Regions from separate parts of the Homo sapiens genome. Here region 1 is linked to region 2. Evidence: read pairs that join two places in POLR2A ChIA-PET (ENCODE). Cell type or tissue: PC-3. All regions are shown on one strand.

Region 1 (2,500 bases), 63 kb before region 2:
CCTCTCTTCAGGATTTCACATTAAATGCTCCTGCTAAGGACCCAAAAAAACTCTAGCAGATCTAATTTCCAATAGACTCCAACGCTTTCATTATATCAGATGAGGAAACCAACGCCAAAAGAATCATGAAAATTAATAAATTAAATGTAGAAAACATTCAACATCAAATACTTTCCTAATTCGTTTCATCATGTAAGTAATATAACTTTCAAATCCCCAGAGTTCTATATTCTGATTTTCCCAAAAAATCACTTTTTCTTACCTAATCCATACAACTTAAATGTTGGGCCTACATTGCCATATTTCATATTAAATACAGCTTTTTACATGCATAGAAAACATTTTACTTGGAGTCTTCACACAACCTAAAACACTTGTCTCGAATGAAACATCTGCTTTGCCAGCAAATGTTTCAAATTTGAAGACATTTGTTTCAATCATCTTTGAAGAAACCAGCATTTTTCTTGATTTCAGGCCAAGTACTTTTTTTAAAAATCTAACTCTACTAAATCTTTTCAATTGGAAGCCTTATTCACTGATGGAAATCTGTATTCATAATAAAATGTCAGATGCTAATTCCTTCTTTACAAAACATATATTGCATTTTACTATTTTAACACAAAGTTTATGTATTTTCAAACTTCAAATATATATATTCTTTCACACACTGTCAGTGTTTATTTATAAAAGGACTTACCAAATATCTTAAATTAACAATGTGGAAGACCAAGAAATTACTACAATGGGAATTCAGCTTTTATTCATACAGAACTGTCCTTCTAGTGTATCCATCTAAGAATTATTATATTTATAAAAGAAAGGCAAAAAGTTTATCAACTTATGCCTTCTCAATTTTGAAAATATTATTGAAAAGTTTAGACTTTTGATGTCCATTATCCAGCTATTCCACTTTGACAAGAATAACAGGTAGTATTTATCAAGTGTGTATTTCTTGCCAGGCAGTTTTCTAAGTTGTTATTTCATATGGATGTTTCCTTTTTTACAAAAACCATACACAGTAATATCATAATTCCATTTTACATGTAAGGCAACTGAATCTCACAGAGCTAAGGTCAACTGCTAAAGGTCAGATAGATAATAACTGACAGGTTAGCCAAGTCCACTTGGCCACAAAGACCACACATAATACTGTCTCCTGAGACTGCATACCATATGATGCAATACTATACAATCAATAAAAATTAATAGTGTAAAGGAGTGAATGGTAATGATAAGAAATACTTATTAGGTACCACATGCTATTCTAAACATTTCCTAATATTAACTGATTTAACCCTTATTATACTCCTGTACTAATTTTATAGATGAGGAAACTGGTACACAGAGGAGTAGAGTAACATGCCCAAGGGCATAGCTAGTAAAAATCGTAAGGCAAGGATTCTGACTCAGACACTGTGGTTCCAGAGTCAGGCTTTTAATGACTGCATTAGAGAAAAAGACATTTAAAACTTTTGCTAAATATGACAAAATACAAATAGTATGATTGTAATTCTGTAAGAAAAGAAAAACTGTATAAACACAAGCAACACCTTGGAAAGATACAAGCCAAGAGATTAACAGTTTAACAGCAGGATTACAGGAGAAATTTTTTTGTCTTCCTCAAGTCTATCTATATTTTTTAAATTTTCTAAATATATTTCTTTTGAAATACAAAAATACAAATTTTTAATTTATTTTTAAAAATCTATGATTTCCTTCCACCACTGCCATTATTCCAGCCTTCATTACTTTTTATTCATTAACTGATCTTACGTTCAGTCTTCTTTCCTCTTTCTAAACTCCTTAGTAATATTAAATTGACCTCCCTACAGCAAAATTTACAACTTTGATTATAGTATCATCTCATCATCTAAAAAATTATATGCCTATACATATATATATATATATTTGCACATTTATTTTCTATCTCTTACACCAATATATGAGATTCTTGAGGGCACGAATTTGTCTTGTGCATGAAGAGCAGAGCAGAATTACAGTGATCAAAGAAAATGATAGTAGTGGCCAAGATTAGGGCAATGGCAGCAAAAAAGAGCTAAATATATTTTAGACAATTCTGGATATAAGTTCAACAGGGATTGGTGATTTAATAGGGGAAGAGTAAGAAGTTTGAAGGTGATACTCAGATTTTTGACTCTGGCAAATTATGTGCTCATACCATTTACTGAGATATGAGGAGATGCAGGTTTAAGAAAGTTAATAAGTCATTTGGGCAATTTTTAACTGATGCCTGTAAGAATTCATGTAAACTAGTTCAACCATTGTGGAAGTCAGTGTGGCGATTCCTCAGGGATCTAGAACTAGAAATACCATTTGACCCAGCAATCCCATTACTGGGTATATACCCTAAGGATTATAAATCATGCTGCTATAAAGACACATGCATACGTATGTTTATTACAGCACTATTCACAATAGCAAAGACTTGGAACCAACCCAAATGTCCAACAATGATAGACTGGATTAAGAAAATGTGGCA
Region 2 (2,500 bases):
GTAGCATTATTCACAATAGCCACAAAGCAGAAACAATATAAATGCTCATCATTTGGTTAACGGATAAACAAAATGTGGCATATCCATACAATGCAATGATTCAGCAATAAAAAAGAACCAAGTACAGATACATGCAACACCATGGAAGAACCCTGAAAACATGCTGAGTAAAAGAAGGCAGATAAAAAATGCCACATATCTATGAATCCATTTAAATGAAATGTCTGGAATAAGCAAATTCATAGAGACAAAAAAAATAGCTTAGTGGTTGTCAGGGGCTGGGGGAAGGATGTCAATGGCGAGTGAATACTAATGGGAATGGGGTTTCATACTGGGATGACAAACACATTCCTCAATTAAACAGTGGTCATAAGCTTATCAATACAAATTCTCCTCAACTTACAAGGGGGTTATGTCCTGACAAACCCTTCATTAGTTGAAAACACCATGTGTCAAAAATGCATTTAAGTACTTAACCTACCGAACATCATAGCTTAGTCTAACCTACCTTAAACATGCTCAGAACACTTACGTTACCCTACAGTTAGGCAAAATCAGCTAACACAGAGCCTATTTTATAATCAAGTTATTGACTATCTCATGTAACTTATATGAATATTGTCCTGAAAGTTAAAAAAAGCATGGTTGTATGGCACTGAAAAGTACAATTTCTACTGAATGTGTATCACTTTCGCATCAACCATCAAAAGTTGGGATTCATCTGTATACTAAAGGCCACTGAATTGTATACCTTAAAATAATGAATATTACAATAAGTGAATTTTATCTCAACAAAAACTTGCTAAAAAATAAAAATTCAACTCACCTGTCCTTTTTGTGGTGACAAACAATGAACAACTTCATCCACCATTACTGGAATATGTAATTTAGCCATAGTTTCAAAATCTCTATCTTGAGATCTGTGTAACTCCTGGGCTTGAGTTTGATCTGTTTGCTCCCGGGCTTCATATTCTCTATATTTTTCTGCTGTAGTATGTATTCTGTTTGGCCAGACACCTAAATTAGGTATGCCAGATTCCAACCAACATGAAAGGCATTCTTTATACATTCTACAAAAATATGGATACCGAAGCATTTTGTAGGTAAACAAATCTAGAAAAAAAAATTAAAATATGATTGTTGGATTTTTTTAAAAGAATGTTCTAATACTTGGGGAAAATCAAATTAATATGCAATATTTAGCACATCAAAAAAAAGTTAAGACTCATGATCCTAACATCTTAAACAAGTAAAGGTGACAAACCCTTCTTATATATACAAAGCAAGGAACCTAAGAGGACCCAGAGACGTAATTTAAACATAATTTAAATACAATTTTTAATGTAGCCTAATACATTCTAATATCATTAACATTTTAACCATTAGGGATATGAAAATTGATTATTAGGTCAACATTTTTATGAAACATACTTTTTTGAATTTTAATTAAGGCTAAAAAGTAGATTCAATGAATTAAAACTGTTTATTTGAAAAGTAATCAGGATGACTGAACGGATTAAAAGTATTACATTTTAGATTCAGATGGTCTTCTATTTCAAGCTCTTGTATTTGTTTTTCTCACAATGCTAAATTCTCATCTTCAGAGACTATCCCTGGGAAAAGACTACGCATGCACATCCAAAAAATAAAAAAGATAATCAGTCTATCAGTCCGATTCTCTGACGAGATCATCTCCCTGTACCCTGTATCAGTGGAGTGTATATCAGTTTAAACTATGACTGTATAAACACTCAACTGAGCACACTTCGGTATTTCATGTCTACCTTTAATTATCTGTCCCCGGCACCCAAAAAACAAATAATTGATATATTCCTTGGATTTACCATAGGTGCTCCATTTTCTTCAGCAATCCATAACTCTTTAAAATGCAGAAGAAAAAAAGGATTTATGTACATATATTAACAGGAGACCTTTTGAAAACACCATGCATTTTATACCCAGCTGGTTTCAAGCAAAGTTTTTGATACTACCACAGTAAACACCGCTTGATACTACCCAGTTAACACTATTCTTTCCTTACAGGTTATTAGTTATTTAAGAATATGACCCACACCTTCGTATACACAAAATAAGATGCACATCAGTGCTTAATAAATGTTTTCTGAAGAAAATGAATGAATGGATTAATTCCAGACTCCACAGAATTAGCATTGTTATCAATCCTCACTTTGGGAAATTTCCCCTGCATGACTGACCCCACCAAAAACCATATGTTCTCAAAATACTACAAGAAGCATAAATCCCACTTAAATATGTCTGTCTTTCCTTTTGCAATAAAAAAAATTAAAAACGTTGAAAAGCTGATCACACGTAATAAAACACAAAGAAATACAAATATGATGTAACATCAACAAGATGTTACCTTGAGGATAATATGTTAACTTCACCAAAGCTATAATCTGCAGAATTGTGTGGCAAATGTGACATTGAAAAAATGTCGGTGGGGGGGGGAATGAGTGATCTAAGTAGATTTTTGGTT

Evidence for each region. ChIA-PET counts read pairs that join two places held together with the same protein. Peaks named below come from ENCODE experiments on the same cell type or tissue, not always from the same donor. Only the 100,000 strongest peaks of a DNase experiment are listed, where the experiment ranks them.
Region 1: POLR2A ChIA-PET joins it to region 2 with 16 read pairs; 2 of 35 experiments call an interaction of 5 or more read pairs at or near these places.

The regions. Positions count from the first base shown.
Region 1 is chr11:28,175,319-28,177,818 of GRCh38, reverse strand. The region is part of intron 3 of METTL15 (methyltransferase 15, mitochondrial 12S rRNA N4-cytidine); the gene reads right to left. Among named protein-coding and RNA genes, the nearest start is that of METTL15, 68 kb to the right of the region's middle. In PC-3, no CTCF peak of the experiment used is centred here; a DNase peak (open chromatin) is centred at 1,388.
Region 2 is chr11:28,111,931-28,114,430 of GRCh38, reverse strand. METTL15 (methyltransferase 15, mitochondrial 12S rRNA N4-cytidine) reads right to left here. Exons shown (of 7, transcript NM_001113528.2): 3 at 827-1,113. The coding sequence starts at 1,096. Among named protein-coding and RNA genes, the nearest start is that of METTL15, 4.8 kb to the right of the region's middle. In PC-3, no CTCF peak of the experiment used is centred here; no DNase peak of the experiment used is centred here.